Regions from separate parts of the Homo sapiens genome. Here region 1 is linked to region 2. Evidence: read pairs that join two places in POLR2A ChIA-PET (ENCODE). Cell type or tissue: B cell. All regions are shown on one strand. Each heading gives the region's core, and the rest is flanking DNA. Links, peaks and the distances in the headings are about the cores only.

The links. Peaks named below come from ENCODE experiments on the same cell type or tissue, not always from the same donor. Only the 100,000 strongest peaks of a DNase experiment are listed, where the experiment ranks them.
Region 1: POLR2A ChIA-PET joins it to region 2 with 8 read pairs; 2 of 35 experiments call an interaction of 5 or more read pairs at or near these places.

The regions. Positions count from the first base shown.
Region 1 is chr1:2,533,555-2,549,283 of GRCh38, forward strand. No RefSeq gene overlaps it. Among named protein-coding and RNA genes, the nearest start is that of HES5, 11 kb to the left of the region's middle. RefSeq lists enhancers at 760-1,263, 1,264-1,767, 1,768-2,271, 9,419-10,289, 11,161-12,031 and 1 more. In B cell, for the core only: a CTCF peak has its summit at 5,938; DNase peaks (open chromatin) are centred at 5,977, 6,690, 7,577 and 8,247; H3K27me3 peaks cover 2,120 bases.
Region 2 is chr1:2,831,004-2,846,732 of GRCh38, forward strand. No RefSeq gene overlaps it. Among named protein-coding and RNA genes, the nearest start is that of TTC34, 37 kb to the left of the region's middle. In B cell, for the core only: no CTCF peak of the experiment used is centred there; a DNase peak (open chromatin) is centred at 9,578.

The DNA of each region.
Region 1 (15,729 bases), core at 3,563-8,562, 300 kb before region 2:
CGCGTCTAGAACCATGACCCATTTCTAAATAATCCACACGCCCAGCACCACTCCCTCCAGGGCTGACAGCAAAGCGAAGAGCTCCTCGGAGGGGAGGGGCCCGTGGGGGTGGGGGGCGATGGGAAGCTCCAGGGGCATTTGCTCCCAGCTCCAAAGCAGGACGTGGTGCTGGGAAGGTCAAACGGCGCAGACACTAGAAAACAGCTTGGCAGTTCCCCCAAAAATGAAGCACAGAGCAACCATAGGACCCAGCAGCTCCACTTCTAGGTCCATGCACAAGAGAATGGAAAGCAGGACCTGGGGGAGTTATTTGGGCCCTGTCTTCAGAGCAGTGCGGTTCCCAAACCCAAGAGGCGGCCGCCGCCCCATTGTCTGTGAACAAACAAATGTGGTCCTTCCACATAGTGGACCGTTCTTCAGCCTCAGAAGAGAAGGAGGTTGTGACGCAGGTCACAGCAGGCCTGCACCTTGAGGACACTGTGCTCAGTGACATAAAGCAGTCACAAAAGGGCCCATCCCAGGTGGTGCCATTGTAGGAGGCCCCTAGAGTCGTCAGATTCACAGACAGAAAGTGGAATGGTGGGTGCCAGGGGCTGGGAGGGACTGGGCAGTAAGCGTTCCTGGGGACAGAGGTTCGGCTTGGGAGATGGACATTTTCTGGAGGTGGACAGTGGTGATGGTGGCACATCACGAATGCTTTTCATGGCATGGAACTCTGTGCTGAGAAATGGCTAAGATGGTTGTTTTATGTTATATATATTTTGCCACAACTGGAGAAAACAAAAAGGAGGAGCTTTTCTGGAGAAGAACCACGAACTCCCTCCTGCTGCCCCCTCCCCGCCCAGGCAGTGGCAGCCCCCACAATCCTTCCCAGGCCCTGCCTCCAGCTGAGGAAGTAGGTGTGGTGCCGGGCACCCCCGACCTGGTGTTCCTGTCCCCAAGGGTTTCCAGCTTGGAGTGTGGGGAACAGGCAGGCTGGCGGGGGCCAGGAGCCAGGCTGACCTGGGGAAGGAGGGTCAGGGGTAACCATAGCTCCCAGCTTCTTCCTCTTCCAGCCCCTGAAGCCCTTGCTTGGGGGCCTCTGGGTGGAAACTCTACTCGAAGTCTGCAAAACGCCCTGCTGCCTGGGAAGTCAGTTCAGGGAGATGGCCCCGTTCCAGATTTCAGAGACAGCGGCCTCCCCCACATCCAGGACCCCTGCCTGAACAGTGGCCAGCACTGCCTGCCATTGCCCTGGGCCCATCCATGCATAGGGCTCTGCCCTGGAGCCAGGCCACCCCCCGCATCAGCAGCCAGCCCACCTGCTGCAAGGAGCCACCCAGCTTGTCTCCCCAGCTGTGAACAGATGCAGCCGGACCAGGTGTGGCTCCGAGTCTCCACCCTCGGCCAGGGAGGGCACCTGTTCATGGGAGGTGGAGTGGCTGGGAGAGGTTTGAGATCTCTCCTTGGGGCTCCAGGCGGGAGCTGCAGTGGGGGAGGGAGGAAGAGTCCTCAGGCGCTGAGCATCTGTGAATCACCAGGCAGGTATGGAACATGGAAATCCGACTTCCTACAACAGCCCTCCCTGCAAAGTGCGTGGGCCTGTGCTCACTCTCCAGCTGGGGGGCTGGGGGCAAGAGGGTCACAGAGGTTAAGTGACATGCCCAAGGTCACATGTACTCTGGGTCAGCTAACAGGAGGAGTCAACACTCGAGTATTTATTATGCACTTCATGTGTACTTGCCAGTTTAGACTTGACTACGAAGCCAGGAGGTAGGCACTGTTTATTTTCTGTTTACACTGAGTCTGCAGCGCAGAGAGGTGCTCACACCACACAGCTGGTGAGGGTCTGACGTGAGACGGGGACGTGTGGTGGTGCGCCCCGTCTTCTTCCTGAGGAGCTGAGGGAGGTGGGGTGGTGGGAAGGGAGGGGTGTGCGGAGCTGGGGGAGGGAGCCTGGGGCGCTCACGTGCGGGGAGCCCTCTGGCGGGGAGGGGGCATTGGTGAGGGACGGTGTGGCCTCCCCCCGCTCCCTGCAGCCCTCCACCCTCTGGCGAGGGCAGAGCAGCGCATCGATCCGATCAGTGCTGGGAGCTGGAGCTCCAGATGGTGGGTGGCCTGCACGGACGTGTGGACAAAGGGAGGCTGTAGCATGAAGGCGGCCAGCGAGGCACGCGCGATGCCCTTTGTCACCAGGGAAGGCCGCCAGGAGCGCGGAGTGTGGGAACCGCCGGCTCTCGTCTTTAGGGGTGCTCTGTGGGGGTGGCGCACCACCATGAGGCCAAGAGGAAATCCTCGGCCCTTTCCACGCCCTGGCCCCTCTGCTAGGCCGGTGGTGGCCTCCCTGTGGCCTCAGTTCCTTGCACCCCTCCCCTCCTAAATGAAGAACTGGACCAAAGACCTGGGTCCAGAAATGGGGCTGGTTCCAGCTCCTCCCCACAGCCAGCCCCCCTCAGTGGGCAGCTTCTCTTTCGTTGGTCAGCAGATGCTTGAGCACACATGCTGAGCTGGGACTGAGGCTCCTGCACTGGGGGTAGGGGACACTCTTACCTGTGGGAGATGCCTTGAGGGTGTAGACTGGGCCCGGCATGGACCTGCGGTGAAGCCAGGTGCAACAGCTGAGCTGGAGCCTGTCTGACACCGGTGGCAGAGTCGGGCAGCCGCACGCCCCCCAGCAGAGCCAACACAGTTTTGGGGACATAGATTTGGTTAATTTTTCATGTCTGTGTTTTCTTGAATGAGCATTTATTACTTGTGCAGTTTTTGAAAGGGCTTCCCCACACACAGACACACGCACACACACAGACAACACACACATGCTCACATACATACATACGTGCATCCACATGCATAGGTTCCTATGGGAGGAAGTCATTGCATCTTCAGAAGGGCGAGAAAGAATCCCTGAGGTGGGGACAAAGGGGAAGGTGGGTGACCAAGAGGGGCTTCCAGAGGGAACGGTGACTAAGGAGGGTGTTGGCGAGTTCTGCTTGAGGAGTTCTGGGAAGCACCTTCCAGGCAGAGGGCACTACAGGGACACCAGCTTGGGGCAAGAGAGACCAGGTGAGCAGGACTGACATCTCCAAGTCTGGAAGGATGCTCCTGTGGTTTTTTTTGTTTGTTTGTTTTTGAGACGGAGTCTCGCTCTTGTTGCCCAGGCTGGCGTGCAAAGGCATGATATGGGCTCACTGCAAGCTCCGCCTCTTGGGTTCAAGCAATTCTCCTGCCTCAGCCTCCTGAGTAGCTGGGATTACAGGCACACGCCACCATGCCTGGCTAATTTTTGTACTTTTAGTAGAGACAGGGTTTCATCGTGTTGGCCAGGCTGGTCTTGAACTCCTGACCTCAGGTGATCCACCCGCCTCAGCCTCCCAAAGTGCTGGGATTACAGGCGTGAGCCACCGTGCCCAGCCCAGGAGGCTCCTGTGTATACACCTGTGTGAGTGCACCTGTGCGTGTGTGTGTGTGTGCCTGTATGCATGTACTTATGTGTGTGCACTTGAGTACGTGTGTGTGCCTGTGTCTGTACGAGTGTGTGTGTGTGCCTGTGTCCCAGTGTGTGTGTGCGCTCATGTGTCTGTGTACCAGTGTGTGCGCTTGTGTACGTGTGTGCCCATGTGTCTGTGTGTACCAGTGTGTGTGTGTGTGCATGTGTGCCCATGTGTGTCTATGCATGCATCTGCGTGCATGTGCCCAGGAATGCTCACGCCTGCTCAGATGTCCTCAGCTGGGCCACCCGTCCCCACCCTGCCCCGCTGCCCTAACTCCCAGAGTACCCGCATTGGCCGAGCACTGCTCTGTGCCACGTGAGCCCTGGGCCCTGGGGTGACTGTGGGGAAAAACCCTGACAGGAGTGCCTCTGCCCTGCCCTGCCCAGTAGGAACGGTGCTCAACCAGGCCCCTGGCGGCCCTCCGAGGCAGGTAAGTGCGTCCCTATCTGCAGGTGAGGGACAGAGGTGCTGAGGGGCAAAATAACTTGCCAAGGTCTCACGGTCATGCCCCCCACCACCATGCCTGGGGGCAGGCCTTGGCAAGGGGCATGCTGCCAGTCAGTTGGCAGCAGAGCCAAGAAGGGACAGAGCTCAGGGTGTGGCCCTCAGTGCTTAGGACCAGCTGCTCCTCCCCTTGACGCTGGCTTCCCACAGGAGGTGCCGCTGTGTGCTGCTCACACCCAGAAGAGGGGGTCAGGGCATGCAGAGTCCAGTCGGGAAGCCGAGGCCCGAGGAAAGGTGGGCAGGGGCCAGAGCCTTCTCCTGGGGTGGAGGTCAGGCTGCAGACACTGCTAGCCCTGTCCCACCACAGCCCGGCTTCTCAGTTGGGTCTCCACCGGCTGTGACACTCCCACGTGATGCCAACAGGTGTTATGAGGCAGACTCTGTAACCCGCTTGGGATGCTCAAGCCCCAGGGTAGAATTCAGGCCCAAGGGGTGATTGGGGAAGGGGGGTCTGACGTCCTTGGGAGCTGCTGGGCCTGTCTCTGCACGCCTGACGTGGAGTGACCTCGGTCAGAGGGTGGGCTGAGAACTCTCTCATCGTCCAGGGTGGAGGCTGGATAGGCCTCCCTGTTCACACTGTGCTAAAGTAAATAGCAGTTCCTGAGCCCTCCTGTGTGCAGAGTCCCCTCTGTGTGCAGAGCCCCTCCTGTGTGCAGAGTCCCCTCTGTGTGCAGAGTCCCTCCTGTGTGCAGAGTCCCTCCTGTGTACAGAGTCCCTCCTGTGTGCAGAGTCCCCTCAGTGTGCAGAGTCCCCTCTGTGTGCAGAGCCCCTCCTGTGTGCAGAGTCCCTAGAGCCCCTCCTGTGTGCAGAGTCCCCTCAGTGTGCAGAGTCCCTCCTGTGTGCAGAGCCCCTCCTGTGTGCAGAGTCCCTAGAGCCCCTCCTGTGTGCAGAGTCCCTAGAGTCCCTCCTGTGTGCAGAGTCCCCTCTGTGTGCAGAGCCCCTCCTGTGTGCAGAGCTGCTCCTGTGTGCAGAGTCCCCTCCGTGTGCAGAGCCCCTCCTGTGTGCAGAGCCCCTCCTGTGTGCAGTCCCCTTTGTGTGCAGAACCCCTCCTGTGTGCAGAGCCGCTCCTGTGTGCAGAGCCCCTCCTGTGTGCAGAGCCCCCACTGTGTAGAGAGCATGCCTGTGTGTGGATACCTCTTACGTGCAGAGCCCTTCCTGTGTGCAGATCATCCTCTGTGTGCTGAGCCCCCCAGTATGTGGAGCCTCCCCTGGGCTTGAAGTACTCCGATTTGCTGAGGTCAGGACATCAGACCCCCCTCCCCAATCACCCCTTGGGCCTGAATTCTACCTGGGGGCCTGAGCATCCCAAGTGGGTTAGAGAGTCTGCCTTGAGTAACACCTTTTGGCAGCACCCAGGGGTGTCACAGCCAGTGAGATACCCAGCTGAGAAGCCGGGCTGCAGTGGGACAGGGCTCGCAGCCTCTACAGCCTGACCTCCAAATGAGCATCCCCTGTGTGCACAGCCCAGAAGGGCTTCGCATCTGCACGGCAACTCTGTGATTTTGGATTATGATGATCAAGTCCATTGTACAGATGAGGAAACTGAGGCTTCACAAGGTGAGGGGACTGGCCTGCCCAGGTGTGCTTCTGGGGCCCTCACGGGGGTCAGCCTCTCAGCTCCTACTCTGCAGCAACTCCCCAGGCTGGGAACACAGACACCTGCTCTTCCCGTGACTGTGGAGACAGAAGGCCCATCTCCTGCGGCATTTCAGTGTTGCGCTGAGGTGCAGAGCTGGGGTGCAGAGTCCATCCGGTGGAGGGATGGAGCCTTACCTTAGTCAGATGAGAAATGGTACCTCCACCGCCCAGCTCAGCCCACCTATAGTGCTCTCACGCAAGGCCTTAGGCCTGCCTTCCCTGTTCAGACCCCACGGGTCCCCGTGTGGCCAGGTTGGTTGCGATCGGGAGATGGGTAGAGGGCCCTGCCCCCTGACTTGGTGCCCCTGGCCAGGTGCAGTGTGCAGTGCAGGCTTGAACCTGCAGGGGTCCCCCAGGAGCGTGTTTCCTTCCCAGAGGCCCCGGGGCAGGCACTGAGTGGCTTGGTGAAAGCAGAAGGTCCAGGCCAAGGCTGGGCTCTGCCCTTGTCTTTTTCACTTAGAGACTGTTGGACACACCCCACTCCTCTCTGAGCCTCAGCTTACGGGTCTGTAAAATGGGCTTTCCCTGCCAAGCTCATCTTGGTCTTGGGAGGCCTGGCTCCAGGTGGCTGGAAGTGAGACAAACCCTGAGGATGGCGGGGAAAGAGCTGGGGCACTGCAGAGTAGCGCCCACCCCCTCCATACCCAGTTAGCCCCAGCCCAGGAGACTCTGTGCTGGGGCTGGCCACCTGCTGTCTGATCCTCACCTGGAATACGGCTTGTGGGCCCAAACAGGTGTCCCAGTCCCTGCACTGCACACTGCACCTGGCCAGGGGCACCAAGTCAGGGGGCAGGGCCCTCTACCCATCTCCCGATCGCAACCAACCTGGCCACACGGGGACCCGTAGGGTCTGAACAGGGAAGGCAGGCCTAAGGCCTTGCGTGAGAGCACTATAGGTGGGCTGAGCTGGGCGGTGGAAGTACCATTTCTCATCTGACTAAGGTAAGGCTCCATCCCTCCACCAGGACCTGTGGCTGGGCTCCCCGCCGCAGCCCTGACCCAAGAACCTCAGGGGGAAGGGCCCTTGCTGGAGAATTGGGGGTGCACCAGGCCCACCGAGCTGATGCCCTTTGGTGCCCTGGCTTGGGCCTGGGTTCTCCAGGGCTGCTGGGGTGAGGCTGGCACCCGAGAGGCCACTGGGGCCCCTGCTGAGACAGTAGCCCACACCCCTGCGCAGGGCACGCCAGCTGCTCCTAGGGCACCTGGGCATCTGTGGAGATGGGGTGGGGGTTCCTGAAGCCGAGGGGGCTCCTGTAGCCCTGAGGGCACCCCCCACAGACTGCAGCCTTCCCAAGTCCCAGGCCAGGCTTGAGGCCCCAGCTTTGTGCACCATTCCAGGCCCCACCTTCACCAAGGGACTGGAGTCCACACCCCAGAGGGCATGGGCGCAACCTCAGGCTCCCCCTGCCCAGCTTTCCGGGCCTCAGTTTCCCTAGTGTAAAACCAGGCTGCTATGGGGACCATGGGGACACCTGTGGGGTTGGTTCCCCCGGTGCGCAGGGGTGGGTGGTGGGAAAGCCCGCGGCCCGCAGTCTCACGGGCGCGGGGATTAGGGGCCGTCCGGGCCCACGTGGCCGCACGCCCCGCCCCGCCGGTGTCCCCCCACCCCCCGTGCGCCCCGGGGCAGGGCCGGGTCGCCGTCCCAAGCTGGTTAAAAACCCCGCGGTGTCAGAGAGCAGCTCGTTCCCAACCTCTGAAAGGCAGACAAGCCCTTTATTGCTCTATTATAACGCGGAGCCAGATGGTCTTTTGGGAGTTGCCCCCCCGCGCCCCCCGCCGCCGCCCTCATTCATTCAGACTCAGACCCCGGCACTAATGCCGCGGGGGGGCCCAGGCACGCTTCCCTCGCCGCCCGCCCGCGCAGTGTGGGAACCGCCGGCGAGCGCGAACCCACAGCCGGGCGGAGGGAGGGGCTTGGAAACCCGCGCATCGGAGAGCTGGGGAGGGGTGGGGAGGGCTGCGTCCCAGCTCGCCTGGGCCGGGAGGGCTCTCAAGTTAGGGGCTAAGGGAATGCTCAGGAGGCTCGTCCCCAGCCCCACAATCCCTGGTTCTTAGAGGCTGGGGAGGCGGGAGCAGGGAGGAATCCCAGGGTCCCCAGCTGTGGGACCTCGGGCAGGGCACTTAACCCTACCCGTGCCTCAGTTTCCTCATCTGTTAAATGGGGACAGTGATAGGGCCCCCTCACTAGGTTTCGGGAGGATCAGAAGCGTTAATATTTGTAAAACTTTTAGAAAAGGGGTGAGCGTCTGGGCCTCTCACTGATTTTGTACCACTCCCCACCCCCACCCAAGAGTGTTTTTTACTTTTTTTTTTTTTTTTTTTTTGAGACAGGGTCTCTCTGTGTTGCCCAGGCTGGTCTTGAACTCCAGGGCTCAAGCGATCCTCCTGCCTTGGCCTCCTGAGTAGCTGGGATTACAGGTCGGCCGGTCTCAGCACCAGCTGAAACAAATAAATAGAGAAGAAAGATGTTTCACTACTTGTGAAAAAGATGAAATTCAAGTTTCAGCGTCCATAAATAACATTGTACGGAGACACAGCAGGGCGCCACACCCGATGCTATCCAGGAAGGCCACCTCCTGGCGTGACGCCAGTGGCGTGGTAGGACAGAAGCCTGGCCACGTGGCCTGCAGTGGTTACTGCTGGGCCCTCTTCATAAGCACTGGTCCCACCCGCAGTGAAGGACTACCTGCCCCAGGCAGAGCCTCCCACGATCGATCGCTGTCCTCACCGCCCCCGGGGGGTGCCCCATTCCTCTCACTTCTGGGGCTGATGTGGGAGCCTCAGGAGGGGACTGAGTGAGTGTGCACTTGAGTGTGGCCACACCGTCCTGAGGCTTCGTCATCGTGCCCATTGGACAGGGTGGCAAACTGAGGCCCATGGAAACCCAGGGCCCAGCTGCCAGGTGGAGGCCGAGGCCAGAGAGAACCCTGGGCTAGGGCAGGTGGGCAGCCTCACCCACCCGGGTCAGGCTCCTGCTTTGCTCATGTAACCCTCACGCTGGCCACAGGCACTTCCTCAGGTCCCTGCCGCAGAGCACGCGCACGGGTCTGCTCTTCCACCGCTGGGAAAGACCTACTTTGCACTGAAAAGCGTCCCAGCTTCCCTCCCGGCTAGACTGGCAGCTCCACATGACTCGCTGGGGTCCTGGGCTGACTTTTGGCCTTTTTCCCCAACTGATTATTGAGGGGGTGGCCTAGCTGATCTTTGGGGCTCCACAAACAGACACAGGGTGGGGTCAACGTGTCTTCCACAGGGGGCAGAGTCCAGGGGGAGCAGCAGCCTGGAGCAGTGCTGAGGGCTTTGCGGGATGGCAGCTCGCTTGCTCCTGAAGCAGATTAGGCCCTGTGAGGGGCTGGGGTCTGGGCCATACTGCTGGGAGGCGGGGGGGTGCTGCTTGTTGTCAGTTACCTGGGAAGCCCTGGGTGGGGTCCGGCAGCTCTGGGACTCTGGGTCTGGAAGTCCATTCTCTTGTCCCACTGGCCTGCAGGTGTTTGGCCCTTCCTGTGGCCCTGGCCTTGTTGCACTGGCCCTGTGCCAGCACCCCCCATCTGGTGCCCTAGCTCTGCGAGCACTATCTGGCCAGGGTGTGGGGGACCCTCTGTCTATGAGCCTCTGTCATCCACGTGTAGGGGGACCAGGGAGATCACAGATGTGGGGCTCAAGCCCCAGGCCCCAGTGATCACTTCTCTCTGAGCCTTGGATCCCAGCCCTTCCCTTGATGTGCCGCCCCAACTCTTACAGGGGATGCTGGCCTTTATCAGCACTCTATTTGGGGTGTGGTACCGAGTGGGGCTCCCATCCCCACCACCACCCCCATTACGATGGGCCAGCTGTCTCAGGTAGGGGCTTCCAGCCCAGCGTGGGGACCCTCGGCAGTGACCAGCAGGGAGGACCCATGCCTGGGGCACCCCCACAGCCATGGATGGGGGTCTCCGGGGACCTGCTGCAGCACAGTGGATATGGCACCCCTGTCACAGATGGAGGGAAGGGAGGAAGAGGCCTGGCGAGCTTAGGCAGAGGAGAGGTCAGGCTGCCAGCCCAGCCGGGCAGGAACCACCCTTTTTCATTAAGTGAGCCCCCGGGCCGAGAGTTCTGCTGGTCCCGTGGTGAGGGAGGAGGAACGGGAGGGGGCTCTGGGAGTCTGCGCTTCCTCCTCTAGTTGCCCCCTAGGTCTGGCAGAGACCTTCAGCCTCTTGTCCCCACCCCCAGGACTGAGATGCATCCTGGCTTCAACCAGGGGAGACTCTGGCTTCTGGAGGGCAGCCACCCTCTGGACTTGAAGGTGCCCAGGGCAGGTTCCAGAAGGTCCTGCTTCCCCCCAGTACCCCGGCCCAGCCCCTGGAGCCCCTGGGAATGTGTTCAGCCTCCTGCTCAGTAGCCCTCAGCCCACTGGGCTCCAGCCCCATCAGGCAGCTCCCCCGCCCTGGAGCCACCCTCAGCAGAGTGGCAGCCACCCTCAGCCCTCCCTCGCCTGTGGCTCCTGCGTGAGGTGGGGGAGGGGGAGCCCGGCACTGCTTGCCTGTGTCAGGGCTCGGGGCTGGCACCGAGGCTGTGTGCTGCCCCAGGCACCCGCCTACCTCCCCTGCCTGGAGGGGCATTTGGGCTGGAGCCCGCTCCGGGTGGGTTCCCACATCCACCCCCCTCTGCGGACATTCATCCTGCACAAAAGGCGCGTGCGCGGCAACAAACTCATTCGCCACGGGCTGCCTGGGCTTTGTGTGCTGAGCTCCGGCCTCAGAGGCCATCTGGGGAGCAGTCGTCCCAGCGGGCGGCAGGGCCCCCTCCAGGCTGCCTTTGAGGCCTGGGAAGCAGCCGAGGCTCCCTGAGCAACCGCGCTGGAAACCGCACACATCTGGCCTGTCCAGTGCCTTCCAGTTCCCGCAGCCTCCTGGCTGTCCCCTGCACGCTCTGGCCCTGGCATGGCACTAGGTGCCAGGAGGGGACCAAGGCAGGCGCCTGCCTCCCTGCCCTACCCCTGATGCAGGCTGTGTGCACACGGCCCAGTGGGGAGGGCTGTGGGCACGGGGTTCAAATCTGGGGAGTACCCCTCAGTAGGTGGGCCCTCTGGGGCTCAGCTTCCTCATCTGTGCAATGCAGCTGATAACGCTCCCACCCAAGGCCTGTGCTGAGGACGGAGAGTGGATGAGCGCCAGGCATGTGCAGTGGCCTCGGCACGCAGACCCCTGCCCCAGGCACTGCCCGGCTCTGCTTCTTCTCGCCTTCATTCGGTTTCCTGGGTGGGCGACCCCTGCCCGTGTTCCAGGCTTCCTGGAAACTGGCTGGGGGTCAGGGAAAGGCCAGCTGGCCGCAGGCAGCTCTGCTTAGAGCTGGGCCCACCCCTGCTCGGTGTGGGTGCGGCAGCTGTGGTCCTGCCCCACTCTCAGGACTCTGAGCAGCTTCTGCCTGGCCTGTATGCAGTAGGTGCTGAGTAAGTGAGCACTTGCCTCGAGGCCCTCAGCCCTGAGCACCTCCAAGTGTGATCTCAGCCCTGGATCTGGCTTGGGTCTGCCCAGCTGTGGGCGCAGCCACGTGGCCTGGGGTCGAGGGGGGGTTACTAGCAACCCCCAGCAAGCTCCTCTGCTGAGCACGCCCTTCCCCAGAGGGCTAGAGGCCAGGACAACAGTGAGCCGGGGCTCCAGGACAGCCTGCCTGGCGTGGCGGGCATTTCTGAGTCTGGGCGGTTGGATGCGGTAGGGGGCATGGAGTGGGGTGTCCGAGGGGTCTTTCCACTCAGGAGACCCTTCCTGGCCAAGCGACTTCTGGGGCCACAGCTCAGCAGACAGGGCCTCTGCAGAGGCGTCCCTGCCCCCAAGCATGCTGGGGGCGTCCTTGAGAGGGTGTCCTGCAGACCCAGAGATAATCCGGGCTTTGAGAGGCTGTGAGAGGCTGGCCCGAGGACTTTCCCACAGCCCCACAGAAAGGGCCGGCAGCCAGCTGCTCACCCACAAAAGGCTCCCGGCCATTCATGGCCTCAGGCAGGCGGGGCTGTCGGAGCGGCAGCCACAGCCTACCTGGCCACCCCCAGCAGGACTTTCGTGACAGGGAGGCACCTCCCTTCTGGCCATGGGGGCAGGAGGTCTCCAGGGCATAGGGGTAGTCTTGTGCAGCCACCCAGGCCAGCTGCTACCCCCTCTCTTTTGGCCCGAGACTGGCACCCTTCCTGGGCCTGTCATTTATCATGGGTGCCTGGGTAAAGGATGGCTCAGGAGGACCCTGCAGGCACCCACTACCATGCCTGGCGCCGTGCCTCCACCGTCACACTACCCATTGCTCGCCCCCACACGCTGGCCATGAGTCCCCAGGGCTGGCACCTTCCTTGCTTCCAAGTCTGGCCTGCACGGCTCTCACACCCTTTGCAACCATCTTCTTGCCCACCCAGCAGCCCACCCTGTCAGTGTAGGGGGCAGGAGAGGGACCTGGTGGGGCAGTGAGCTGGGTAAGGCCTCCTCCCTGGACCTCAGTCTCCTTGTCTGAGGTGTGGGACAGCACTGCTGCCTCCCAAGGCTGATGGAAGGACCCCCAAGGGCGGCTGGTTAACAAATACCAGGTTTGGAGAAGCTGGGGTGTGGGGCTGCTGCCTGGAATTAACTGCCCAGAGCACCTCCAAGGATGACCTTTTAATATGAGAGCCAGCCCAGGGGAGGGAAGGGTCGGGGGCTTCCTGGGGGAGGTGGCCGCTGGCCTGGATTATCAGGAAGTGCAGGAGGAGGGTGGGGGCTTCCTGGAGCAGTGGCCCTGGCCCCCCTGTGCAGTAGCTGCGGCTCAGCCCCTTCCCTGGCCTGTCTCCCTGTTGCTTCCACAGCTGGAGCTGCCTCTGCGGCCCCTGTCCTCACCCCTGAGGAGGCCAGGCCCGGGCAGGTGCCTGGGCTGGGGCTGCTCCTGGCCAGGCTGGAAGACTGTCAGATGGAGGACAGGTCAGGTGGTCGGAAAGCTGGGGACAGGGAGGGAGCAGGTTTGACGGAGGGACGTATGGGCAGGCTCCTCCTCCCGGTCAGGTCCCACGTGACCCCCCAGCCACGCCTACCCACATCGCCCTGCTGGAGGCCGGGGGCGGGGGGAGCGGGGAGTGGGGGGTGTGGGGGGTGAGGGGGGTGGGGGTGGGGGTGGCCCGGCCCGGAGCTAGGGGGCGGGGCCGTGCTTCTTCTGGCCCTGGCCTCCAATTGGCTGCCGGGCGTGGGAAAGCGTGCACCACTGCCTGGCGCCCATAAAGACGCCTCCACCACCTGCGCCGCCGCCGCCTCCCGGCCGCCCTCCGCCCCGCGCGCTCGTTGAGGCCGGTGCTCCAGAGTGAAGAGCGTGGCGGTGCGGCGGTAGCGCAGGGCCCTCCTGCGGGGCCAGGCAGGGGCGGGTGGGCGCTCCTTGCCACCTTTCTGCTCTCCCTGCTGTCCGAGAAGTTCGTGCGGTGCCAGCCCAGCTCCCAGCTGGGGACAGAACAGGAAACGTCCCCGGCGAGCCTGGCGGGGGTGGCGGCAGGGGTGTCTGTCGCCTGCGCTGGGCAGGACGCGCGTCCTACCGGCCTCCCACTCCGCGGGCCTCACCAGCCACCTCATTCCCGGAGCCCGGGCCGCCGAGAGCGCCGCGGATGGACCTCAGGGAAGGCCTGGCGCGCCGCCTCCGGGAAGCCTTCCGGCCTTCTCCCTCCACCGAGTACTGGGGAGTCTCAGGCCACGGTGAATGAAGAGCAACGGGCCGGAGAGACCTCGGCCTCTGCCCAGGAGCAGCGCCCAGCAACCCCGCCCACAGGGGACCCGGTGGACGCCCTGGTGGCCACTTTGCCAGGCTCCCCATCTCCCAGCGAACCAGAGAGGATTTCCGTTCCCCTCCTGCTTGGTGCCTAGCGCCAGGGCGGGGCGTGGGCTGAGCAGCCCCTCCCATGGAGGGAGCGGCCAGTCTACATATTGGAGGTGGGGCTCTGGGGAAAGGGTGTTGTTAGGAAGGCGGTTTGAGGCAGCGGGAGGTGGGGATGCGCCCGGCGGGGAGGGGCAGGTGTGTGGGGAGGGCCTGGGGAGCGCCTCCCCAGCCGGGCAGCGCTTCCCCAGCCAGGCCCCGCAGCTGGACCCCGGCTCCGTCCAGCCTGGGAAAGGACTCCACGGTTTATGCTGAAGTGGTGGTGGGGTGGGTGAACGCTGCGCAATGGAAGGGCATGGCCCTGTGCTAATTGCCCCGGGGTGTGGGGCTGTGGAGGCACTGCGGGGGGGATGTGCTGTGTCAGTTGGGCAATGGCGGCCAACTGTGGCGTGCAGGCCTTGGAGCTGCCCCTCCATGGAGCTTTAATAAAGGCACTAGCCCTGCAATTTCTGCCTGAGTTTCTGGCCCACAGCTTGGCCGACTGCAGCCCCTGAGATTGGAGGCTTCTGCTCAAGACGTGGGCAGGGAGCTCGGGGCTCCCTGGGCTGGGGCCCTGCCCCGCTGGCCTCTACCCTGGCCCCTGCTGGAAAGCCCGTCAGGGCTGCTCTGAGCTGGGGACAGCTCCTCCCTGCCCACAGCAATCTGGGGGAGCCCCGGTTTGTCCAGTGCCCCTGTGAGCCCTGCTGTGTACCAGCCACCTGTGGGAGTGTCCGCCAGTCACCTCCCAATAGCTCGGGAGGCAGAGCGACATGACTCCATTTTAGAGATGAGCAAACGGGGCTCCTGCACTCTGGGACCATGACAGAGACACAGGAAGTGAGAGTGGGCTGAGGCCCTGCAGCAGTGGGGGCCGGCCTTGGACCGTGATCCAACCCGACCATGGCTGCCCAACCCCCACGGGCTCACCTGGCCCCTCATCGAACCATGTATTACCCGAATAATTTATTCTAGTGTCTGGGCCCAGCCCCGTGTCCCTCACTGACAACCAGACCATGGAGGGCAGCCCTTGTGTTTTCCCAGGGGGAGGGGAGGGAGGAGGGGGTGGATTCTTAAAGGGCTGCAGTGAGTGTGGCCCCAAATGCACACCCAGGGTTAGGCACGCAGGTGATGGCACAGGGAGCCCAGGTTCTAGGAAGTGGCACCTGCGGCCGGGGAGGCAGGGCCTGGATTTTGCTGCCCCCTGGTGGCTAGCGGCCTGTCCAGGCAAAAGGCTTGGACCTGCAGCCCCTGTGGCTCAGAGGAAGAGACAGAGGAAGAGACAGACAGAGGTCTGAGGTCTCCCATCAGAAGTCTCAGCTCCCAAGGCAAATTCAGAGGTGGAGGGTCCCTTGGCCCTGTCCCAGCTCTGGCAGGGCGGCCCCCCACGTCCTGGCCTGCTGCCAGGGGTCGCGCCCACAGCCCTGCACCGAGCAGGGAAGGCCCAGGCCTGGGTGGGTCTTTCCGCAGGATCCTGGGATGTTGCTTAGGGGAAGCCGAGACCAGACGGGCAGTCACCTGTCTGGGAAAGCACCAGGCCCTGGCCGGGTGCGATGGATCACGCCTGTCATCCCAGCAGTGTGGGAGGCCGAGGCGGGAAGATCACGAGGTCAGGAGATCGAGACCATCCTGGCTAACACGGTGAAACCCCATCTCTACTAAAAATACAAAAAATCAGCCTTGCATGGCGACGGGCGCCTGTAGTCCCAGCTACTCCGGAGGCTGAGGCAGGAGAATGGCGTGAACCCAGGAGGCGGAGCTTGCAGTGAGCCAAGATCGCGCTGTTGCACTCCGGCCTGGGTGACAGAGCCAGACTCAAAAAAAAAAAAACAAAACACAAAAAACAAAAAGGAAAGCACTAGGCCCTGCGGAAGTCCCCATGGTGACATTCACGTCCTGGCCACGTGGGCGGGTGTAGGGGAGGGACCGCAGGGAGGCGGAAGTCCTTGTTTTTTCCTGCAGTCGGCCCAGGCAGGACCTGAGCAGCCTGAAGCCATGAGTCGCTGCCACTGCTCTTTCTGTGCCTGGTGCAGCCCCAGCTCATGGGGTCTGGGCCGCCTCTGATCCCATGCCCCCCACTTCACACTTGGGGTTCTGGCTTCCCCGCTGTGAGCCTGTCTCTCCTCCGTGGGACAGGCCAGCCTGGGCAGCCATCCCTGTACCCACTGCCCAGCATATAGTGGGTGCCTCATAAATGTGGGCTGAACAGAGCCTGCCCCTGGGGCCCCACCCTCACTGCCAGGCATACAGCAGGTGCCTCATAAATGTGGGCTGAACAGATCCTGCCCATGGG
Region 2 (15,729 bases), core at 7,120-12,119:
CTCTCCTGCCAGGCGCTGCCTCACTGCCATCCATGGGTGCCTTTCTCGGCGTGGCAGCTCCTGGGCACTGTGCCCTCCAGATTCCTCAGAGCCTGGTGCCAGGTGCACCTCCCCAGCCCTCTCAGCCCCTGAGCTCTGCCACCCTGCCCGGGCTTCTGCCCTTGGGTCCTGGCCTCTCAGGGTCTCCTCAGCTCTGCAAGGAGGGGCTGGGAGCAGGTCCCAGGCTAGCAGTGGGCTGGAGGCCTCCTGTGTGGTCTCTACCTGTCCATGCCGAGGGGTCACCTCTGGGTGAGGTCGCACCCACCCCCCTCACGGGGCTGCTTTGCCAGAAGGTCTGTTCCCCTCATGGCCTCTGCTACTCTTTACACTTAGTTCTTCCCAGGAAGGGCCCGGTGGCTGCAGATAATGTTTCCCATCTGTGGAGCCTTCAAGGGCTGGGCCCATGAGGATTCTGCTCCCAGCTTGCTCTTCCTCTCCAGCCTGCACCCACCAGGCCCCAGAATCCTGAGGATGGAGCTGCTCCTGTCCCCTGAGGTGGTCTAAACCTCTGGGGAGGCACTGGAGGGGCCTCAGGAGCAGCCACTCTTCCGTGTTCTCCCTGGACCTAGAACCCGAGGGGCTGGGAAGAGTGGAATGCATGAGTGTGGCCTTTGAGGTCTTCCTGAGGCCGTGGGGCCTGCCTCGCAGGAAGCATCAGCTTCAGGAAGGCTCTGCACTCAGGGCTGGGCGTGGCCACCCACAGGCACGTAGGGAGCACCTGCTGTGTACCCAGTGCTGCACTGGACTCTGAGACCCAGGGGTGGGTGCCTGAGTACCACCACGTGAGAGCTGCCAGTCTTGTTTCCTTTCTGAGGGGAAACTGAGGAACTCCCGCTTGCCCTCCCCCCCGCCTCATCCTCTGTGTCCCATGTAAAAGGCAGGCATCTGGCTGGACTCCCTCTGGGACACCCACTTTCACCAACTGGCATGGCTGCCTGGCCAGTGCTGGAGAGGGTCCAGCTGGGTCTGGGCTGAGCAGCAGTGAGTGTGGCGATTGATTAGTGATGTCTGCCACATGCAGAGGGATGGGAGGGTGGATGCGAGAGGCAGGAATTCCCCATCTGCCGACTGAGTCCTTTCTTAGCCAGCCCAGCTCTCGCCATCTGCTGTGGTTTGATTGTGTCCCCTCTAACATCAGGTGTTGAAACTCAATGGCCAATGTGGTGGCATTAAGAGGGGCCTTTAAGAGGTGATTGGGCCATTAGGGCTCCTCCTCTCACGACTGGGAGTCCACAGCATTTGGTGAGCTCGCCCACCCTGGCATGAGCATGTCCCCCTCTGAAGGATGCAGCCCTCACCAGACACCAAACCTCGGTCTTGGACTTCCCAGCCTCCAGAATGGTTAGAAAGACATTTCGGTTCTTTGTAAATTACGCAGCCTGTGGTATTCTGTTACAGCCACACTGAAGGACTAGGGCTCCATCATGAGCTGATGGGTGTGGGTGCAGTCCCCCCAGGGCCTGACGGCCTGATCACCAGTTCTTTTTGTTACCAACGGCACCTTCCCAAATGTGTTCATTGATTTCATCGCCCCCATAAACATGCATGGATCAGCACGGGGTGCAGAAGAAAGGTGTATGGGGGGAGGCCCAAAGTTCAGGAGAAGCCAGGCCCAGTGCAGCCAGTGGGAGGAGTGAGAGCAGCCAGCGGAGGCGGACGTGGCCTGTGCATTTGCATGTGGGGCGGCTGGAGGTATCTATGGTGTGAATGGGGGAGGAGCCTAAGGGCTGGGTCTGAGCCGCTGCTGGGCCTCCAGCCTGGGTCTGGGGCTCCCACCCCAACTGCCAGGCTCAGGAGTTCTAAGGAGTGCAAGGCAGGAACCTGCAGTGAGCCCCGCCCCCTTTCTGGAGGCTCCACCATGGCTCCTCACCCGCCCCACCCTGCTGGTCCCGGGCTTCTGAGCGGAGAGGGTGGCCCTTGTCCATTGCAGGCATGCAGGGGTGAGAACGGTCCGAGGGGCTCACAAGGGTGAACTGGGGGCCACGGATGTACGCTCCAGGCTGGGGGCTCAGGCAAGGCCCCAGGGGGCCCCACAGAGCTCCCTGCATAAAATCAGGGGCCAGTGAAGGGGGTCGGCCTCTGTCCCAGCCATATACCCAGAGGTGCAGGATGCAGAGTCTGTAGCCCCCTCTCTGGGGTCTTGGTGCCCCTGCCTCACCTACACTTCCTCTCCTGGTGGCCCCAGACCCCTGGGGTGGGAGCTGACCCGGTGGGAGCACCAGACGGGGTCGCGACACTCACCCCGTGGCCACCGCCAGCAGCGTGGAGAGCTCACCAAGGGTGTGATGGATGGGGGCGCCCATCCTGCAAAGCTGTGACAAATGTGCCTCCCGCTCACAGACTCTCTTTGGAATCCGCTAATACTCCTTGAAGGTGAAGTCCCATTTTTCCCCTGCAATCACAGTATTAAACTTTAATATCTGATATTAATAAAACATACTCTCTCTAATAGAGTCACTCGAGGCCGGGAGGGAGCGCGTGCAGAGGATGGTCCCTGGTGACTGTCTGCAATGTTTTCCCATCCTGGCCAGGTGCTGGGAGTGCTGCGATGCAGAGGGTGGGGGCAGAGTCGAAGGCGGGAAGCTGCCCCACTGGGGCTTCCTGTGCCATCCTCCCCAGGCAGCACCGAGGCTCCCCTGACTCTTCACAGCGGATGTCAGACAAGCAACACAGGTGTCTCTCAGATGGCAGGCAGGGTGCTGCTGCCTCCGGGGGACCAGGTATGGCCCCTCTGCCTCCAGTGGGGAAGGAAACAGGGTCCATGTTTTGGCTGAAGCCCCTTCAGCTAAAGACCCCCCCGGAAAGAGGGAGAGCCCTATTCCCCTCCACCGTGCACCCCGGCACTGTGCTGTAGCCATGCATGCTGCCCTTTTGCAGGATTGCCAGAGAATCGTTTGCCGAGACTGGGGTGCTTTTGAGAGTGGGGGAAGCTGTTCGTTGGCTGGGACAGTGAGTGCAAACTAGGGCCATCCCGGGCATCGGGGCTTCTCCTCATCCCATGCAACTCCACCCCATGTCTCCCTCTGACTGTGCTCAGGGGGCTCCCTCTGCCAGGTCTTCCTGCCTCCCAGCCCCTCACCGCCTCCCCTAGCCCCGTGTCCATGCTACCTATTCCCTGGAACCAGCCTCGGGCTCTGCCTCGGTGTGCCTGTCCTGCTCTTCCTGCCCTCCCTGTGTGTGCCGCCCGAAGGGGACTGTGCTGTGGAGTGGTCAGAGGGCGGGTTTGATGGAGAAGCAGTGGCTCCTGCCCCAGGATCTGGGAGGTGCTGGGGTGAGCAGCGGTGCCGTGGGGCCCCCAGGAGTCTCCGTTCCCACTGCAGGTGTGTTGGGTTGTTTCCCGGCTCTCGGGGCAGGGCTGCGTCGTGTCGTATGTCGCATTCCAGGTGTAAGTCACCAATCACCCTTTCAAAGCGTACAATTCAGTGATTTGTTTTTAGTACAGTTGATCCTCATTCACGGATTCCACATTTACCAATTTGTCTATGTGATGAAAGCTATGGGTGGTCTCCAAATACATACTCCCAGTGCCCTGAGGTCACCCGGACGTGTACCCAGTGCCAAGCAAGCCTCTTTCTCGAGGTCGATTTAGTACGTGTTTCTTGCTTTGTGCGTTTCTTGTTGCTGATTTCGCTGTTGAAGTGGCCTGAGCGCTGTCCTGTGTGGCCCAGGGCTCTGGGGGGCTGACCGCACTGCTCTGGGCTGCCCCTGAGAATGCCTCCCCGGCCCCAGGGAAAATATCAGGAAAAATGCCTCACCCCAGTGGCATCTCCGCTGCTCCACCAAACAGCCTCTGAGGGGGACACCTTTCCTCCCCGCTTAGAGATAAGGACACCAGGCATGGAGGGGCCGGGCCACTTCCCAGCCATCGCTTCGAGCTAGGAGGACGGTTATTGCCATCCTTGCCTCAGCTTTTCCTGGGCAGGCCCTGGGCCGGGCCTGTGCGTGCTTCCCCCAAACGCCAGCGTGCCCAGAACAGTGGGTGCCCAGGGGAAGTTTGTGGGTACAGAGAGTGGGAGGGGGAGGTGGGAGCCAGAGGGAGTCGGGGGTCGGAGGCTGTGAGGTGTTTACAGAACAGGAGTCTGCAGTAGGGGCCCTGCCAGGAAGCCGTGGACAAAGAGGCTTTGCCGGGAGGTGCGGCCACGCAGGGATCCGGAGCTGGTACAGGCAGACCTCCTTGGAGAACTTGGACATGTCTCCACTGTTCCATGGGGTGGGCAGAGAGGAGAAAGGGGGCTCTGTGCACTGCCCTCGCCCCGAACCAGGGCCGACCTCGCCCCGGCAGCCAGTGCCGCCTGCCCCCACTGCAGTCCACCATCTAGTGCCTTCTAGAAACTTGGCCTTCTCTGGCTGAGCCAGCTGTGTGGCTGGGGCACAAGGCCCCGGGGATCCCGGGTTCTGACAGCCACGATAGTGGGTTTGGACCCAGGTTTCCAGGCCAGGTCCTGGGACACTTGCCTGGTTGGTGGGGCTGGGGCAGGGACTGTACAATGGAGGAGTGGGGGGCCAGCCCCTGGGAGTCATTAGACACTCAAGCCGGAGGCCCCCTGAACCCAGGAGGTCATCTGGAAAAACATCAAGTGGCCCCCACTGAGAATGGTCTCAATGCCCCCAGTCCCTTTAAATCTCACCTTAAGGTTTCAAGCGTCGAGCAGGGGTAATTTCCAAGTCATTGTCCAAACAAGAGTGGCTCAGTGGTGGTCCCACACCTGGCTGGGCAGCTCCCCCTCCCACACAGCGGCCACTCGGCCCCCCAGTTCTGCTACCCTATACCCTGCTAATAAAATCCATATAGTCCCTAAAACCCCCTCGGCCAGGCTGCCCCTCCTGTGCCCTTCCCCACCACTGCCAGCCGCGCCCCTCCCCTAGCACCCTGCAGCCTCGCCCCCTCTCTCTCTGCCTCAGACAGGGTCTCCTGAAGGGCAGTCATGGACCCCTGGGGGGCTCCAGCCACTTTCAAGTGGTCTTCAGGCAGCGTGGTGGTTTCAGAAGAAAAAGTGCTGGAGCAATTTGGTTCAGATATATTCACTAATGTGAAATTTAAGATTAATTATGATTTCTGCAGAAATCCCATTATGCAAATAATAACTGTTTTCTTCTGAAGGGCTGCACAGCGGCTGTGAGGCCTGCGGGGGCCGAGATCCATCTCCCTGACCCCCGGGGCATTATCTGCTAGGAAACTTTGTCAAATATAGGCAGGGGGCCCTTGAAGCTTTTGCATCTCTTTTTTTTTTTTTTTTTTTTAAAGCTCAGGAACCTCCAGATAAAATCATTTTCTTCCCCTAGAACAACTGCAAAATGCTTTTTAGGTTTAAGTGGAAGAATTTTGCTGCGAAAGGTAGAGAAGTGATTCCACTCAGAATTGCACAGAATGGGCATTCACGCTGCGTGGCTACTGAGAAGGTCCTAGAACAGACCACAAAGGTAACAGCCGAGGACAGCGCAGAGGCGCCCAGCACCGAGTCTGCGTGAGTTGGAGGATCGATGGCACCTGCCTCGGCCGGGAGGTCGAGTCTGTACTTAGAATCCACTACGGGGCAGATGTGAATTAGTGTCTGGCCCTGGGTGACTTGGGAGTGCTTCAAAACCATTTGTCCCATTGTCTCCCGAAACTGGTGATAGAAGCAAGGACATTTCATTGGCTTGACCTCTTTTGGGGAGGACCACTGTGCCGCCAGGAGGGCCCAGAGCAGGAGGGCCCGGAATGCAGCGAACACAGGGATTGATTCACAGAGACAAGAGGCCAGCACAGCCCCTCCCAGCCCACTGCAGAGGGGAAGCCATGTCTGGAAAAGCGACACAAGGCCTTGCTGTAGTCAAGAGTATTTATCTTTGAGGCCTGCTGCTCCAAAAGATGGAATATTCAGCTCTTCTCCAGATGGGGTACCCCGTGCAATCTGTGTGATGTGAGGGGATGAGGCACGAGTATTTTTTTCTGACTTTGGTCATGTTAAAAAATCTGATTTCCATAACGGCTGTGCCTGACTTGAGGGATTTGTTGAGGACATTGAATAACCTGCAGCTGATCCTGTCAGAAATAAAACAGCATTCTCTTCCGCCCTTGTTAGTGAACCTTTTAATTCAGTGGTTCTCAACCTTTTTGGCACCCAGGACGGGTTTTGCGGAAGACAATTTTTCTATGGATCTGGAGGGTGGGGGATGGTTTGGGGATGATTCAAGGGCATTGCATTTATTTGGACTTTATTTCTATGATGATTACATTGTAATATCTAATGAAATAATTCTACAACTCACTGTCATGTAGAATCAGTGGGAGCCCTGAGCTTGTTTTCCTGCAACTAGATGGTCCCGTCTGTGGGTAAGGGGAGACAGTGATAGAGCATCAGGCTTTAGATTCTCATGAGGAGTGCACAACCTACATCCCTCGCATGCACGGTTCACAATAGGGTCCTGGCTCCTGTGAGAATCGAATGCCACAATGCCACGGCTGATCTGACGGGAGGTGGGGCCCTGGTGGCGATGTGAGTGTTGGGCAGTGGCTGGAAACACAGATGAAGCTTTGCTCACTCACACGCTGCTCACCTCCTGCTGCACGGCCCGGTTCCTAACAGGCCATGGACCCATACTGTGGTCTGGGGGATGGGGAGCTCTGTTTTAATGGAAGCATCAGTGAGTGCGGAAAACTGCCCCACTGTGGCTGAACACCCTTGAGAAATCACCCTGTGGACCAGGAAACAGGGCAGCCATGTCCACTCCTGGCACACTTGGCTCTCCTCCCAAACCTACTGCCACCTTGACCGCCAGGGCCATAGCTTGGTTTTGCCCCTCTCTGAATTTTACATAAATAGAATCATGCCATGTGCCCTCCTGTGTGTCTGGCTTCTTTCCCTCAACATTACGTTGCTGCAATGACTCCGTGACAGGCAGAGCTGTGACTTGTCACCTTCGATACATAGCATCCCGTGTTGTGACGATGCTGCAGTCTATTTGCCTGTCCTATTGTCAGTGGGTCATGCCGACCTCGGCAATATTGCTAACCATGCTGCCGTGAACACTGCGGTATGTCTTTTGGTGAACATGCGTGCACATTCCCACAGAGTACTTGGCTAGGTGCAGAATTGCTGGGCCATAAGTTATGTGTAGATTCAGCTGTAGGAAGTATGGATACCCAGTGTTCCAGAGTCACGCCACTTTCTCTCCCTGCACGTGGGGTGCTGGAGTTCCAGTTGCTCTGTCTCCCCACCAACCTTTGCTTATGTCAGTCTGTCATTGTAGCGTCTCTCATAAGTGTGTATGGGTGGCTCGTGGTTTTAATGTGCTTTCCCTGATGAGGATTGACACTTCGCAGTTTTTTTTTTTTTTTTTTTTTTTTTTTGAGATGGAGTCTCGCTCTGTCGCCCAGGCTGGAGTGCAGTGGCACGATGTCGGCTCACTGCAACCTCTGCCTCCTGGGTTCAAGTGATTCTCCTGCCTCAGCCTCCTGAGTAGCTGGGACTACAGGTGTGTGCTATCACACCCGGTTAATTTTTGTATTTTTAGTAGAGATGGGGTTCACCTTATTGGCCAGGCTGGTCTCGAACTCCTGACCTTGTTATCTGCCTGCCTTAGCCTCCCAAAGTGCTGCTGGAATTACAGGCGTGGACCACTGCATCTGGCCGACATTTAGCACTTTTTAATCAAATGCTTATAAGATAACTTTTGCAAAATGCCTGTCGGAGTTTTTTTTTTAACCCTTTTTTTGATTATGGGTTGCCTTTTGTTCTTGTTCTTACTGATTTGTAAAAGTCTGGTATATATCTAGGAAGTGAGTTTTTTACCAAATACACTTGTTACAAGTATTTTGCCACAGTCTATAGTTTGCCTTTTTACTTTCTTAATAGTGCCATAAGGTCTGGACTTAAGAAATCTTTGCCTATCCCAAAGTCATACAACATTTCGCCTGTGTTATCTTCTAGATGTTTTACTGCTTTATCTTTGATGTTTAGAATCTATAGCATCCCAGGAACTGATATTTAGAAATGGTGCGATATAGGGACCGAGGCTTATTTCTTCCAGACGGATACCCAAGTGACTTAGCACCATTTTTTGAAAAGACCATCCTGCCCCCAGCTTCGTTCTACACCAGGTCGCCATTTATTGTGGGTCTGTTTGTGCACTGATACTACACTGGCTTAATTATTGTAGCTTCATCTTAGACCCTGGCCTCTAGTGGGGTAGGTCCTCCTGTGTTGCTCTTCTCCTGTAGACTGTCTGGTTCTCCTGGTCTTTTCTTTCCTTCTTTTTTATTTAATTAAAATGGAGTCTCGCTCTGTTGCCCAGGCTGGCATGCAGTGGTGCAATCTCGGCTCACTGCAACCTCCGCTGCCTGGGTTCAAGTGATTCTCCTGCCTCAGCCTCCCTAGTAGCTGGGATTACAGGTGTCCGCCACCACACCTGGCTAATTTTTGCATTTTTAGTAGAGACAGGGTTTCACCATATTGGCCAGGCTGGTTTCAAACTCCTGACCTCAAGTGATCCACCCACCTTGGCCTTCCAAAGTGCTGGGATTACAGGCATGAGCCACCGTGCCCAGCCCAGTCCCAACCTTTTCATTTCCTGTACACTTTAAAAGTGTGGCTTCCTTTCACCAATAAAAACCTGCTGGCGTTTTAAAACTAGCGTTGCATGGAATCACTGTGTTAATGTGGAGATGATTGACATCTGTCCACCTTTGATTCATGAACGAGCTGGTTCCTCCACTTGGGGCCTCCATTACTTTTGTAAAATGATGTTTTGTAGTTTTCTGTGAGAGAAGTTTTGCACATTTTAGATGCATTCTCAGGTATTTGATTCTTTGTGTCATTGTAAATGATACTGTTACTGGCTGAAGGTCTTGCTACAGGTCGTTCGGGTTCTTGGCTTTTTGCACAAAGAGTTGGACAAAATGCACGAACAAAGTGACAAGAGAATCAAGCAAGGAAAGCACAGACTTATGGAAACAAAAGTACATTCCCCAGAGTGAGAGTGGGCTCGAGCCAATAGCTCAAGAGCACTGCTTAAGAATGTTCTGGGGTTTCAACAGCCTCTAGAGGTTTCTCATTGGTTACTTGGTTACAATCTATGTAAATGGAGTGGCCCACGACCAGTCTGAGTGATTGGGACCAATCAGAGGCTGAAATGAAGTTACAAAGTTACACCGCTGTGCAAATGAAGAGTAAGGCCGTGACCAGTCTGATTGGTTGCTGGAGGTGACCAATCAGAGGTACTTTCCGTTTTTCATCTGCAACGCAGTGGAGGTGGTGGGGACATTGCTAAGGGAGTCGCCTCTGATCATTTTGTTACTTTGGTGGGAAGAGGTGAGGTTTTCCTTTTGATTCAGTTCTAGGAAGTCAGGGCGAATCAGCCTTAGACTCCAGACCCTATTCTCCTGCCTCAGTATCATTTTACTTCTTGGTTATTTTCTTTTCTAAACACAATTAGCACAATCCGCGGCAACAGTAAAGGTTCTGACTCCAGTTTTGCGGTTTTCCTGCAGAAGGTCTTGAAGCCTCACCCTCCCCTCCCTCTTCTGTCCCACCTTCCTGTGAGCCGATGAGAAGGCCTGGGTCCCCCTCTGGCGGTGCTGGCAGGAAGTTCAAAGCCTGGGGCCCCTGGCCTGCCTGTGGGAACCTTCACCCCAGCCCATCCCCGACCTCTGGGACCTCTGGGACCTCTGGGAAGGCTGAGTCCACCTCCTCTCCCAGCCGCCTCAAGCCACTTTCAGACAAACTTGGGCATCAGCCCCGCTCTCCCCAGAAAGCCTCATTGCGTGACTAGTAAGCCTTGCATACCCTCTTGGGGTGTGTGAATGTGTGAGAGTGTGTGTGAGTGTGTGTGTGAGAGTGTGTGAGTGTGTGAGTGTGTGAGTGTGAGTGTGTGTGAGTGTATCACTGTGAGTGTGTGTGAGCTAGTGTGTGTGTGACTGAGTGTGTGTGTGAGTGTGAGTGTGTGTGCGTGTGTGCAAGGCATCATCAGTATTGACATCCAAACCAAATTTTAGGAACGTGGGGGAGTGATGTCTATCTTGTTTCTTGCAGTGGGGTGACCACAACACCAGCCTAGACAAATGTCATTGATTTTTATATATTGACCGTGTATCCGGTGACCACACTGAGTTTACTTCATCAGTCTGATGGTTTATCTGTAGCGTCCTTAAGATATTTTACATATAAAATCATGTTGTCCACCTATAATAAAAGTTTTATTTCTTCCTTTCCAATCAAATGCCTCTTATTTCCTTTTCTTGGTGTGATCACACTGGTGAGGACCTCAGCATGTGTGACTTAAACTACACAGGGGAGCTGCCATCTTTGTCTCATCTCTAATCTTGTGGGAAACCTTCCATGATTTCACCATTAGGTAGAATATATTCTCCAGGCTTTTTGCAGGTGCTTTTGATCGGAGTAAGGAAGCTCCCTTCTCTTGTTTTCGGATCGTTTGTTTTATTATCGTGAATTTTCCCTGCTTTCTTCTCATCCTTTTCTAATTGAGTTCTCCTGTGTTCCCTCCCACTCCTCTGCCTGCGTGAATCTGGGAGTGAGCATCCCTTTATATTTTGGGCCTAGGGGAACTCACTGGACTCACCCTAGTCCTGGCCCTGCCTTTGACGTTTGTCAAAGCCTGATTTCTGTCCCCAAATATGATAAATTTTGGTTACTATTCCTTAGGTACTTGAAAAGAGTGTGTCTCCTGCAGTTTTGGGGGAGAGTGCTGTGTATCCGTACAATGAACTGCGTGTTTATGTCTGCTTGAATTCAGATGCTGAAATCCTAACTCCTAAGATGACAAGGTTAGGAGGTGGAGACTTAGGAGTTGATGAGGTCATGACGGTGGAGCCCCCGAGAATGAAATAAATGCCTTATAAAAGGAACCCCAGAGAGCTGGCTTGACCTCTTTCTACCCCGTGAGGATACAAGGGAGGTCAGCCGTCTGCAACCCCGAAGAGGGCTCTCACCAGAACCCAACGATGCTAGCATCCTCATCTCAGAGTTTGTCTCCAGAAGGGTGAGAAACAGATTTCTGCTATGTATAAGCCATCCAATCTAGGGCCCTTTGTTACTGCAGCCCAAAGGGACTAAGACAATCCATACATCAGGTCATATTTAAAATCATGTTTTCAAACTGTCTGTTAATATATCCTCACTCACCTGCTGTCTGTTCTATCAGTTACAGGCTGAGGTAGGTGAAAATTTTTTCATTATGATGATAATTCTGTCCATTTCTCCCTTCTCAATTCCTTCCCTTTATGTTTTGAACTTATATTATTGAGTGCATATGAGTTTTAATTTATGTTTCCTGATGGATTGACCGTTTTAACCTGTATCGTTTAACCTGTATCATTTCTCCCTTCTCAATTCCTTCCCTTTATGTTTTGAACTTATATTATTGAGTGCATATGAATTTTAATGCTATGTTTCCTGACGGATTGACCGTTTTAACCTGTATCATTTAACCTGTATCATTTTAACCGGTATGCACTGTCTCAGTGATCTCAAGCACGGCTTCTTGCCTGGAGGTCCGCCCTGCCTGTCAGCATACCATCAGCTTCCTTTCGGTTATTGTTTACAAGGCGCTGATTTTCCCATCCTTTTATTTTGATTTTTGTATGTCTTTCTAATTAAAGTGTGTCACAAGCAGGATGTAAGTGGTTTTCAAAAATATAATCTGACAATCTTTATCTTTTAATTGGAATATTTAGTACTTTCACATTTAATATAATGACAAATATTTGGGGTTTAAATCTACCATCCGACTATCTGGTTTTCTATTGGGTTCGTCTGTTTTTTGATCCACTTTTTTCCTGTTTTCCCTTGTTTTATCTCTTGTCCTGTTAACTTGTTAAATATCCTATATGTTATTCTTCTTTTAGTCTTTTCCCTAAAAAAGATTAAAAACACATCCTTGATTTATTACACTCTACCATGATTGCATACTCCTGTCACTTCCAAGACAAGGCAAGTACTTTAGAATATTTTATTTTAATTAAGTAATTAATTTTTCCCTGGGTCAGAAATGGACAATTTATTACACATAGAAATAGCAGTAGCTAGACTATCAGAATTTCTGGGAAGTTTCCCTGAGCTCTGGTTCCCACAGGGTGATGGGAAGAAGGTTGGATGATAACTGCACGCCCAGTGGGTTGCATTACAGGAAAACTCTCAGGTTAGGGAATCCAAATCTTTTCAAATAGAAAGTAGGCATGCTTGCAATATATATATATATATTTTTGAGACGGAGTCTTGCTCTGTCGCCCCAAGTTGGAGTGCAGTGGCGCGATCTCGGCTCACTGCAAGCTCTGCCTCCCAGGTTCGTGCCATTCTCCTGCCTCAGCCTCCCGAGTAGCTGGGACTACAGGCACCTGCCACCACACCTGGCTAATCTTTTGCATTTTTAGTAGAGACGGGGTTTCACTGTGTTAGCCAGGATGGTCTCCATCTCCTGACCTCGTGATCTGCCCTCCTTGGCCTCCCAAAGTGCTGGGATTACAGGCGTGAGCCACCGCGCCTGGCCGCTTGCAATATTTTAACTCCATTTTCTGCTGCTACCTGTTGTGTGACTGCTGTGTATACACGAATTCTATGTATATTTAAAACCCTATAAGACATCATTATTGTTGTTTAGTTGAGAGTCATTGATATTTACCTACCCAGTTACTATTTCTGTGCACTTAATTTTCTCCTAAATTTCCTTTCTGTAGCCTGGGATCATTTTGTTCTGCAGGAGAATTCTCTTTAATATTTATGTGTGTGTATTTGTGTGTGCATGTGTGTTGCTGCTACCTCAGTTCTCTCAGTTTTTATTTGTCTGCAAAATTTTTTTTTCCTTCTCTTTTCTTTAAACCAGCTTTATTGAGATATAATTGACATGCCATAACATTCATGTTTTATGTGTACAAGTCAATGAATTTTAGTATATTTACAGAGTTGTATGACTGTCTCCACAATCTAATTTTAGGTTTCCACACCCTAAAAATAAATAAGCCTGCCTGTAATCCCAGCTACTCTGGAGGCTGAGGCAGGAGAATTTCTTGAAACCGGAAGGCAGAGGTTGCAGTGAGCTGAGATCATGCCACTGCACTCCAGCCTGGGCAACAAAAGCAAAACTGTCTCAAAAAAAAAAAAATCACTCTTCATTTCCTCCCCTAGCCCTAGCCAGCCATGGATCTGCTCTATGTCTCTCTATATTTGATTTTTTGGACATTTTATATCAATGGAATCCTGTCATATGTGTTCTTTTGTGTCTGGCTTCTATCGCTGGGGATAATGCTGTTGAGGGTCATCCATGTGCTAGCATGAATCTGTGCTTTTTAATGGCTTAATAATATTCCACTGTATGGGTAGACCTGACTTTATCACTCAACAGTTGGTGGTCCCTTGAATTGTATCCTCTTTTTGGCTTTTGTGTATGATGCTGCTATGAACATTTTTAATACAAAGTTTGGTGTAGATATGTGTTTTTCTTTCTCTTGGGTACATAACTAAGAGAGGAATGGCTGGGTCATATGTTGGGCTATATTTAACCTTTAAAGGAACTGTTGGCCTTTATTTTTGAAGTTATTCTCCCTTGCATTAGAATTCTAAGTTGGCAGTTGTTGTTTTTAGCATATTTTTCCCCAGCACTTTATGACATACCATTACCTTCTGGCTTCTGTCATTTCTGTTGTGAAGTCCCTTGTCATATTATTGTTCCTTTGGAGGGATTTTTCAGTCCTAGAATTTCTATGTATTATTTTTTCACAGATTTCAATTGTCTGGTGAAATTCTCTACTTTCTTAAGTGCACTTTTGTTAAGCCTGTCTCTGTAACTCCAATAGCGGGATCACCTGTGGGTCTGCTTCTATCGTCTGCTTTGCTGTTCCTCTCTTGGCTTACCTGGTGTATTAGTTTCCCATGGCTGCCATAACAAATGACCACAGAGTGGTTTGAAACACCAGGATCTTGGCCGGGTGTGGTGGCTCATGCTTGTAATCCCAGCACTTTGGGAGGCCGAGGCGGGCAGATCATGAGGTCAGGAGATCGAGACCACGGTGAAACCCCGTCTCTACTAAAACTAGAAAAAATTAGCCAGGCATGGTGGCGGGTGCCTGTAGTCTCAGCTACTCAGAGAGGCTGAGGCAGGACAATGGCGTGAACCTGGGAGGTAGAGCTTGCAGTGAGCTGAGATTGCATTACTGCACTCCAGCCTGGGTGACAGAGAGAGACTCCATCTCAAAAAAACAAAACAAAACAAAACAAAACAAAACAAAACACAGGATCTTAATGTCTCAGTTGTGGAGACCAGAAGCCCCCAGTCAAGGTATGGGCAGGGCTGCACTCCCTCCAGTGCCTCTGGGGGAACCCTCCCTTGCATCTTCCAGCTGCTGTGGCTTCAGGAATTCCTTCGTGGATGAAGTGACTGCATCCCTTCCGTCCCTGCTTCTGTGCCACATTTCCTTCCCCTCTTCTCTGTGTGCCTGTCTCCCTCTGTGCTTCTCAGCCCAGTCTCTTTGTTTCTTACAGAGCGTACATGGGACTGCCTTTAGAGAACCCAGGATAAGCTCCTTCTCCCAAGATCCTTGACTTGATCACACCTGCAAAGACCCTTTTTTCCAAATAAGGTCACATTCACAGGTTCTAGGGGTTATGATGTGGATGTATCTTTTTTGGGGCCAGCACTCAGCTCACTGTACCTATAATGTAAAAAGAAAATTCTCCACATTGTTCAGAAAACACTGTAGCGCTCTGGGTTGTTTATCTCCCCAGAGGAGACTTTCTTTGGTTCCCAGCAGGTGGCTGCAACGGGGCCGGATCTCCATTGTCCAACTAAGAACTGAGCTGATTCCACTGGGTTTGGCTCCTCTGAGGCCTGGCCTCTCTACAGGCTGCTCTTGCTCCTGGGTGGAGTTGGAGTCATCGGGGCAGAAAGCCTGTGGTGTTTAGCAGGGCACTGCTTGCTTGGCAGGCTCTGAACACAGTGCCGTGAGCTTGGGGGTGATGCTACCAGGATGCTCTCTGCTGCTGTTGGCTTGGATTGTCAGCCCACAGGCCCTTGTCACGCCAACCACGGAATCCGTTCTCAGACTTTCTTCCCTGCACTTCCCTTTTCTCCAGGATGTCGGCTGGTCTCGTGTCCCGGCTGCTTTGCTGCTGCTGTGGTTTTGTGTGTCCATCCTAGAGTTTTCAGTTGTGTTTGCAGGAGGATTGGTCGTATATAATCTACTCTAATATAGTGGAAGGTAAAGGGCATCATCATGTATAATACAATTAAAATTTTTTAAATACTGAATTGAAACACGCTTATTTCTTTACAAAATTGAACTGTGGTGCAAATGGACCAACCACTGAGAGTTGATCTTTTCCCTGTGCAACTGATTTAACTGTTTAAGAAATAAGTTAGGTCGGGCGCGGTGGCTCACGCCTGTAATCTCAGCACTTTGGGAGGCCCAAGTGGGTGGATCACTTGAAGTCAGGAGTTCGAGACCAGCCTGGCCAACATGGTGAAACCCTGTCTCTACTAAAAATTCAAAAATTAGCCGGGCATGGTGGTGCCTGCCTGGAATCCCAGCTACTCAGGAGTCTGAGGCAGGACAATTGCTTGAATCTGGAAGGCGGAGGTTGCAGTGAGCCGAGATCACACCACTGCACTCCAGCCTGGGCAAAAGAGCAAGACTCTGTCTCAGAAAAAAAAAAAGAAGAAGAAGAATAAATAAGTTAACAAATCAAGGCCATATTTTAA